3 separate regions of the Homo sapiens genome follow, and regions 2 and 3 are each linked to region 1. A link is a contact called in ENCODE Hi-C or POLR2A ChIA-PET data. All regions are on one chromosome and are shown on one strand. The core of a region is the stretch at or near the end of the contact, and the rest is flanking DNA. Distances in the headings are between cores, read along the strand shown. Region 1 overlaps ZC3H12D (zinc finger CCCH-type containing 12D). Region 2 overlaps SASH1 (SAM and SH3 domain containing 1). Region 3 has its middle 69 kb from the start of UST.

The links. Hi-C counts contacts between places; a loop is a spot of excess contacts on that map. ChIA-PET counts read pairs that join two places held with the same protein, here RNA polymerase II (POLR2A). Pooled maps may share reads with other maps.
Region 2: a pooled map shows a loop between it and region 1 (3-fold over the local background). The contact joins two enhancer-like sites. A Hi-C loop is called at or near these places in 1 of 50 pooled maps. POLR2A ChIA-PET finds 5 or more read pairs at or near these places in 2 of 52 experiments (GM10248 and activated B cell).
Region 3: a pooled map shows a loop between it and region 1 (4-fold over the local background). The contact joins two enhancer-like sites. A Hi-C loop is called at or near these places in 2 of 37 single-sample maps with no recorded cell type and 2 of 50 pooled maps.

Annotation. Positions count from the first base shown.
Region 1 is chr6:149,466,935-149,469,979 of GRCh38, forward strand. The region is part of intron 2 of ZC3H12D (zinc finger CCCH-type containing 12D); the gene reads right to left. Among named protein-coding and RNA genes, the nearest start is that of ZC3H12D, 17 kb to the right of the region's middle. Within about 2 kb of position 1,402, at least 4 of the 41 ENCODE cell types and tissues checked have a DNase peak (open chromatin) inside an H3K27ac peak, as active enhancers do.
Region 2 is chr6:148,518,499-148,521,543 of GRCh38, forward strand. It overlaps SASH1 (SAM and SH3 domain containing 1), which reads left to right. Exons shown (of 20, transcript NM_015278.5): 10 at 1,049-1,395. Among named protein-coding and RNA genes, the nearest start is that of SASH1, 180 kb to the left of the region's middle. RefSeq lists enhancers at 1,641-2,180, 1,857-1,906. Within about 2 kb of position 1,618, at least 6 of the 41 ENCODE cell types and tissues checked have a DNase peak (open chromatin) inside an H3K27ac peak, as active enhancers do.
Region 3 is chr6:148,676,631-148,679,675 of GRCh38, forward strand. No RefSeq gene overlaps it. Among named protein-coding and RNA genes, the nearest start is that of UST, 69 kb to the right of the region's middle. Within about 2 kb of position 1,506, at least 4 of the 41 ENCODE cell types and tissues checked have a DNase peak (open chromatin) inside an H3K27ac peak, as active enhancers do.

The DNA.
Region 1 (3,045 bases), core at 152-2,651:
AAAGCTGTTTCTTAATTGCTGCTCTTTTTTCAGGGTCTCCTTCCATATTTGCATTTAACCATTCACAAGCCATCTCTGACACCTTTGGTGGGTGTAGGAGGCAGTGTTCAGTGGTGAGAGACAGGAAGGGAACCTGGACCCTGGCAGAGCTCTCAGTCGCCCTGGGAGCCCACTCCCCAGCACACAGACAGGAATGCACACACCAAAGGCATCCACTCATCTGCACGTTCCTTCACAGACTCAGTGCAATTCCTGAATATCTACTACAAGGCTCTGCACTGCATGCTAAGAAAAGACATCACCCCTGCTTCTTGGAGCTCTTTTTTTTTTATTTAAGAAATGGAGTCTCATTCTGTTACCCAGGCTGGAGTGCAATGGTACAATCATGGCTCACAGTAGCCTCAACCTCTCAGGCTCAAGCAGTCCTCCCACCTCAGCCTCCCAAGTCGCTGGGACTACAGGTATGCACTGCCACACCTGGCTAATTTTAAAAATTTGTTGTAGAGATGAGGTCTGGCTATGTTGCCCAGGCCGGTCTTGAACTCCTGGCCCCAGGTGATCCTCCCATGTTGGCCTCCCAAAGTGCTGAGATTACAGGCATGAGCCACTGCGCCTGGCCTTGGAGCTCATTTTTAAGATCTGTAGAGGGTTCTGTCTGCCAGGGCACTTTGCACGTTTTGCCTCATTTAATCATTACAAGAAGCCCTTGAGGAAGTGACCTTGTCCCCATTTTACCCTTGAGGAAACTGAAGCAAAACAATGTGTCCATCTCTCTGATCTAGGGGCAGCCCTCAAAGCCTGACCCCTTAGGCTGCAAAACTCTTCCTCCCTAGTCTCCCAAAGACCATTGATTCCCCCCAACTCCATCTATACCTCAGGATCCAGATGGCAGTTCTTTTGGAGGAATAGTAACCCACAGTTTAAATGCTCATGCTTAGAAAAGGCACCTCATGCCCTTATTAACCAACACTGTGAACCAGCTCATCAGGCAGCAAGCCGAGAGCCAGGCCCTGGGAAAAGGAGACAGGAGCTGGGAGTTTTGTTTTTGTTTTCTGTTTGTTTTTGAGACGGAGTTTTGTTCTTGTTGCCCAGACTGGAGTGCAATGGCGCAATCTCAGCTCACCACAACCTCCACCTCCCAGGTTCAAGCGATTCTCCTGCCTCAGCCTCCCGAGTAGCTGGGATTACAAGCATGCATCACCACACCCAGCTAATTTTGTATTTTTAGTAGAGACGGGGTTTCTCCACGTTGGTCAGGCTGGTCTCAAACTCCTGACCTCAGGTGATTCGCCTGCCTTGGCCTCCCAAAGTGCTAGGATTACAGGCATAAGCCACTGCACCCCACCAGAGATGGGAGTTTTGAATAACCAAAGGTACAAAGAGGAAGTGGGTTGGCACCCAAGGCAAATTTTGCCTGCCTGACAACTGTGCCTGGGGTAGCTGCAATCAGAGTGCCAGCCAGTTTCAGTAACTAGACAATCCAATTGTACACCACTGCATCTTTGACTATTGCCAAGTAGTTCCTGCAGAGGCTAGGGGCTCCCAAAGCAGTCACATATGGAGGAAGGTTGTGGCTATGGGCAGGAGGAAAGAGAGGAGCAATGATTCCTCAGGGGTCTGAGATGTGAAGGGAAGCTGCTCTTGCCACTCTGTTTCTTACTGGGGGTTCAATTGCAAACACTCTGACCCTTCTCACCAGGAGATCTCTCCCCAGCTCAAGGCAGGGGAAAGAGACCGTGAGCAGGGGCTGATCTGGGAGCTTTCGCCTTACAAGAAATGGGTGCAGACAGGCAGGAGCCCAAGGCTAACGTCAGACAGAACAGAGTCAGGGTCTCAGAAGCAGGTCTGACCCCCAGCCCGGTCATAAACCCCCACCATTCTCTTTCTTGCCTGCTGGGAACCCACTGAGGGGGGCATGATGAAAACTGAGAGGTATGATTTCAAGCCTGATCTCTCTCTTCCTTGGAGATCCCTTACTCCAGCACAAACCAGAGCCTGCAGAGTGTCCTGAGAGTGTAAAAATGTAAACAACAGCCAAAGCAAAAAGCCCTGTGCACTCCAAAATGAGGACACATTTACATGAAACCCTACTCTGGGGCAGTAAGAGGATGTGAAATTATCAGGTGCTTTCCCCCCAAGGTTGTACTTTGAATCCCGCCTTTTCTAGATTTGCCTACAGAATGTAAAACAGGCTGGGCACTTGTGAGTCTGCCCACCCTAGGCAAGAAAATGCTGCAACTCAGCCGGGAGCGATGGCTCAAGCCTGTAATCCCAGCACTTTGGGAGGCCGAGGCGGGTGGATCACTAAGTCAGGAGATCGAGACCATCCTGGCTAACACGGTGAAACCCCGTCTGTATTAAAAGTACAAAAAAATTAGCTGGACGTGGTGGCGGGCACCTGTAGTCCCAGCTACTTGGGAGGCTGAGGCAGGGGAATGGCGTGAACCCGGGAGGCGGAGCTTGCAGTGAGCCGAGATGGCGCCACTGCACTCCAGCCTGGGCGACAGAGCGAGACTCCATCTCAAAAAAAAAAAGAAAATGCTGCAACTGTTGGCTCGTGAGAATTCATGCTCTTCCCACACACCATGATGCCATTTTGAACACGCTTTCAATGAAAGCTGCCTTCTTTTTAAAAAGTTGCTGGACATTATTCTTAAAGCCAGGTATCTATGGACTCAGGTATTCAGCTGAATGACCCGAGCTGATGTCCCTCTCTTTCTCACGGAAACACACACACAGCCCTACCTTTAAGGTATGGAGACTGCACTGAGAAATCAGTCTTTGGGCTGCTAGTCCATGAGAGCTACTATTTGAGGCACATGTGGCACCCTGAGGGCATCCTGGGCACCAGCCCTGCAGAGGGTCCCTGTGAAGGGAGTGGGGCCTCACACCTGCCTGCAGCTGACAAGTCCAGGGCTTGTCAACTGCAGCCAGAGCCCGCCTCTGGGTCAGGGTCTCCTACCCTGTGGTCCTTTCCTAGGCCGGGGGAGAGCAGAAGGAATGGTAATGTCTGGGGGGAACATGGGGCATTGGAGAGAGCACTGA
Region 2 (3,045 bases), core at 368-2,867, 950 kb before region 1:
AGCATAGCTCCCCTTTTTCTCTGACATTTAACCACACACTGGCGCCCTCGTCCCAGCTGGTATATTTAGTGCCATCCTTCTGTTCCAAGGAACTTTTCCTTTTTTCCTCTTCACAATTCAGCGGGTGGAAAGCTGCAGAGCTCAAAGTTTCCCTATAATTAAAGGGACACAGCCAGTTGGGATCGCTACACCCACAGTTTGACCTACTTCTTTTCTCACATCTGTTCACATAACACATGCGGAAAAGAACTTGGTTTTCCTGCCAAGTCCAAACCTTTCCACCGGGCTCTGGAGGGCTTGGCTTGCCACCTGGCTCCAGTGAGGGCTTCAAGAGCTGGAATCCCTGAGACCAGTGGGACCCTGGAGCTGCCTGCGTGTCAGGGCCCTTAAACGCCCTGGCTGCTCCTAGTGAGGCCTGAGTTGATGGGAGTATCTGGCCGGGATCACTGAGTTTCCTAACTTTTTGCATTTGGCCTGTCAGCTGGAGACGATGTGTCAGTCACATTTGCAAGATACAACGCTTTATAGTGTTTCTCCCCACCAAAACTTCCTTGGAGATTTAGTCACTCAAATGGCATATGTACCAATAAAACAATCACTGTCAGCCACATGACATTTATCACACTCCAACTATAAAAAGCGACCAGAGCCAACATAAAGGAGTGCCTTTCAGAAGGGGGAAAGATCCTGATTCCTAGTTTCAGAGGGTTGCATTTACAAACTGCAGAGGGCATTATCTCGAAATGCTAAGGCATATTGTGATTATGGCTAGCTTAGATTTTGCAAACGGCATTTTAAATACGCCTGTGAAGGTGTTAGGTCTACAAAGATATTTAAAGAAGAAGAAAACACATCTGAATCCTTTTAACATTAAGCTCATGTGAAACCATGTATTTGCACAGTGTATTTTCATTTTTCTGTACATATGTAAGTGGGAGCTGGGTTTATAAAGAGGGTCATGATACGGAGAAAGGTGGTGAATGTAAAGAAAGATGTATGCAAGAATGCAAAGGTGTGTTCACAAGAGACTCTGTTGGTTTCCCTCCAGGTGGGGAGGAGCACGTGTTTGAGAATTCGCCGGTCCTGGATGAACGGTCCGCCCTCTACTCTGGCGTGCACAAGAAGCCCCTTTTCTTTGATGGCTCTCCTGAGAAACCTCCCGAAGATGACTCAGACTCTCTCACCACGTCTCCATCCTCCAGCAGCCTGGACACCTGGGGGGCTGGCCGGAAGTTGGTCAAAACCTTCAGCAAAGGAGAGAGCCGGGGCCTGATTAAGCCCCCCAAGAAGATGGGGACATTCTTCTCCTACCCAGAAGAAGAAAAGGCCCAGAAAGTGTCCCGCTCCCTCACCGAGGGGGAGATGAAGAAGGGTCTCGGGTCCCTAAGCCACGGGGTAAGTACGGATGGTGTTTGCTTCTATGACAACCACCGTCGCAGGCACCACCTTCTGGTGTCCCTGGAGGAGTTTCAGAGTGTCCGGAAGCAAATCCGCTTGAAGAAAACGGATACTAATTATTCCTGTTCCAGAGCTTTTCTCTGCCAGCGTCCCTCCAGAAAAGGCGTCACCAGCACCACCTGTGACCTGCAGCTGCTCCGGCAGAAAGGCAAAGGGGGCGGGAGCTGCGGCTTCCCCGGCAGGAGGGTGCGCGGGCGCACCTCGGTCAGCGAGTTCAATATCACCTACGTGGTGGAGCGGAGCCTGTACAGCCACCTGAACCTGACCCAGCTAGTGCGGCCTGCCTCAGACAGGACCCTGAGCAAGGCTGAGAGACAGGACCTGAGGCGGTGCCTGCTGGAGGAGGATGAGGAGGCAAAGAGGAAGTGGGCCGCCACGGTCGACCGCTGTACTAAAAGGGTTCTCTTGAGAATCCACCAGAAGTCTGTGAGTCACAAAGATGGTCCTGAGGACGGCCTTGTCATTTCTGTGATGTGCAGTCAAGCATTATGGCCTTTCTTCTGCGGGGACCGGCTTCCTCCCCTCTCTCCTGCTCATGACGTCAGGGCACATCCCACCATCACCTTCAATTTCAAATCCTGCTTTCACTTCCAGGCAGCTTTCACCTTCTCTTCCATTTCTCCTCTTGTCAGATGAAGCTGTTTGAGTGCCCATTAAAATAAGCATTGAAGCTAATCCAGAGAGGGGCTTCCAGGGTACAGGGGTGGGGTTTGGCCGCCTCCAGGAGTGGCTGTCTTGATTCTCGGCCATTATGTCACTTGACCTCAAAGAAGCTGATTCAAAACAGAAGGGCATTTCACCCTTGAAAGAGATGCTTGCTCTTGGTTTTAAAATTAAAACAATAGGAGCAGGCTCATGGAAAAACTGCCGTCATCACAGTCACCAATTTGGTGATTTGAAAACATTTTAAAGCACATTTATTTTATTAGTAGAGGCAAGCAGAAAGTTCGTAAATCTAACAACAAAAATGGGAGCTTTTTTGTTTTACTTAAGTCTATTCCATGTTCTTATCTTTATAAACAAATCAACATTTGGAAATGCCTTCCCCTAGCCTATAGATTCTTCTGTACTCAGCAAGGAATAAAGTACTCACTTTCAAAGAGTAGGATGTTTTTCACTTTTAACGCTGGATGATCAGAGACCTAGTAAGATTTATTTTCAAGGCATGACTTACTTTGAACTTCAGAATATAGATATTTTTCCTTCTGAAATTCCCACCTAACTTTTAGTTTGCACAGTGGCACATATAAAATGGTGCAAAGTGAGGAAGTAGATTTCTTGGCCCTCTGTCACCTGGCACCTTGCTTGATCTGCTCAGGACAGTTGGCTGTGGGCCCTTTTAAAGACCTGAAAGAATAGAGTGTCCTTCAATAGTGGTTTTCCCAGGGGGCCTTCCCGTTCATGAACAGGATGTTCTTCCCCAGACGATCAGTGTAATTTAAATTCATTCAGTCGGGTTCTGCTTTTGTGAAAGTGAAGACGGATTGGTCAATGCCATTCTTAAAACGACCTTCTCTGTTGTAAAAGAATCCTTAGGTCCTTCCTAGCCCCTGGGTTTTCCACATATTTCCACATGTTGACTTTCCT
Region 3 (3,045 bases), core at 256-2,755, 790 kb before region 1:
CTGGCAGCTGATGAGATGGTGCCCACCCAGGTTGGGGGTGGGTCTGCCTTTCTCAGTCCACTGACTCAAATAGTAATCTCCTTTGGCAACACCCTCACAGACACACCCAGGAATAATACTTTGCATCTTTCAATCCAATCAAGTTGACACTCAATATTAACCATCACAGTACGAAATCCTGTTTACACCGTTTTTTCCTATACATACCTAATGTAAAGTTTAATTAATAAATTAAGCAAGCAAAATATTAACAATAATAACTAATAATAAAATAGAACAATATACCATAATAAAAGTTATGTGAATGTGGGCCGGGCATGGTGGCTCATGCCTGTAATCCCAGCACTTTGGGAGGCTGAGGCAGGTGGATCACCTGAGGTCAGGAGTTTGAGACCAGCCTGGCCAACATGGTGAAATCCTGCCTCTACTAAAAATAAAAAAAATTAGCCGGGCATGGTGGTGGGCACCTGTAATCCCAGTCACTCGGGAAGCTGAGGCAGGAGAATCTCTTGAACCCAAGAGGCAGAGGTTGCAGTGACCTGAGATGGTGCCACTGCACTCCAGCCTGGGTGACAAAGAGAGACTCCATCTCAAATAAATAAAATAAAATAAAACAAAATAAAATAAAATAAAGTTATGTGACTATGGTCTCTCTTTCTCTCTCAAAATATCTTACTGCACTGTAATCATCAATCTCCAGACCACAGGTGACCATGGATAATTGAAACAAAAACTACAAATAAGGGGAGGAAATATCAGTAAGGGTAAAACGAATCTAGCCAGAAGGCAAAGTTGGAGATTTTTCTCTCTGCTATTAGGTAGATAGATATATTTTCAGCACTATCCTCAGAATAAATTAATTAAAAGACTATGCTAAATGTTTTCAAGTCTGGTTCTGAAATAACTCCTTCAATTAGAGGTTATTTTTAGCTTCCTTTTTCTAAACTTAAATGAAGAACTTTTACATTTTTCTGGCGTTTCAGACTATTCTGTTTCTGTAGCTGCCATTTAAAGGTAGATCAGAAGAGAGGTAGACGGAGACTGAAATTCCTAATTTCACTTCCTCTTTTTGGTTTTCAAATTAATGAGTTGTGTACGACTGGGTGCGTGGGAAAGCATGCACAGGCCAGTGTCTTCCTTGGTTGTGTGATATCTCACACTTGCCCATGTCATGCGGCAGCATAATTTTCCATTAATGATCTGATTTGGCCCATGTGAACTTCACCTCCTACCCACATTCATAGCAGCTTTTGCTTGGGAAGGCTTTGCATTTTCTTCATGACTGGAGGTCACAATACTAAAAAATCCGTAGGAAAATAAAGTAATGGGCCTGCTAATATGTTTAATGGCTTTAATAGCATTGAAAACTAATATGCTTAATGCTCATTTCATTCATAGTTGCCCTTGGCATGATGGATGGCAAGATTGTGCATTTATGCAGAGGCAAAAAATGGCCCAAATGTCACTGTGAGTGTGATGCAGGAGAGTGAGAGAGAAATGTTACGGCAGCATTATGAAATCTCAACTCCAATCCATCTTCACAGGAAATAATTACATTAGGTGAGAAAAGGGGCAGCCAACCATGAGGCTGGTGCTAGCTTAAAGGAATTTGGTTCATTTGTTGAAAAGCAGAAATTCTGAAAGCCTGTGCTGAGTGAATTATCTTGAGAGCAAGACCCATAATAGCATAGAAAGAGGAAGTTCTGAGACATGACAAATTCTGAATTGGGGAGATCACCTTTTCTTTCACAGCTTTCTTCCTAGTTCTATGGTTACATTATGGGCTGTGTTCTAGAGCTTTCCAGCCTTGCCCTCTTTGGTCTATATCGCATTCCTTAGGGCACTATTCGTCGTAGGTAAGTGGATTAATTAATTCGGGTCACTACATCAGTATGTCGTGAACTGGTCCTACACAAAGATGTTTTAGATGAGGCTCTCTGGAGAAAAACCTCAAGGGTCATCAGCAATTGGGAATCTCAGTAATACTGTGGCCCTGGCAGGGCTCTCAAGCATTTGCCCATGCCATCTGGACATGGGGCTGGTGCTGGAGAGACAGCACTAGCATTCTGAACTGTGAAGATAAAATTTGCTGGGACGATGAACCTCTTTAGTAGATTCCACTGCCTCAGCTTTCCAAGGGCCATAGGAGAGGACAGTATTAGTCTTTCCTCTTCCCTCAGGGGCCCAAACACCATCAGGGGCCTAGACAGGAGAGGGGGCTACAAAAGAGGAAGTCCTCAGAATTAGAAGCAAGCTGTGGGTACCGTGAAACCCTTTCCTCACTGATAGTGAACATCCATGTGGACACGCAATGGCCAATGACTGGGTCTAGAGACATTGACTTGCTCACCAAGTGACAGCATCTAAAGTGGCTATGACTCCTCATCATGGTCTTACTCGGTGATATGGTTTGGCTGTGTCCCCACCCAAATCTCATCTTGAATTGTAGCTCCCATAATTCCCACATGTCGTGGGAGAGACGTGGTGGGATGTAATTGAATCATGGGGGCAGGTCTTTCCAGTGCTGTTCTCATGATAGTGCATAAGTCTCATGAGATCTGATGGTGTTATAAAGGGGAGTTCCTTTGCACATGTTCTCTTGCCTGCCACCATGTAAGACATGCCTTTGTTTCTACTTTGCCTTCTGCCATGATTGTGAGGCCTCCCCAGCCATGTGGAACTGTGAGTCCATTAAACCTCTCTCCTTTATAAATTACCCAATGTCAGGTATGCCTTTATTAGCAGCATGATAATGGACTAATACACTCAGCCTTACAAGGTCCTGCCTTTCCCATCAACTCATACAGGGGCTTGTGATGCTTACTGCAGAGGAGAACTTTTAAACAATATCTCTTTAGGATAAGTAACAGTAATGTGACCACTGGGGTTTTTGAAAGATTCCATTCTAAGCCAAGGCTTATAGGGCATAATGCTTTACTATTCTAAATTTTCACCACAATTTTAGTGTAGCCGTAGCATCTAAGCATTTGTGTTTACTAACAGCTGCTCACCCCCAGGTCTTAAACAAAGCATTCTGTATGAGTT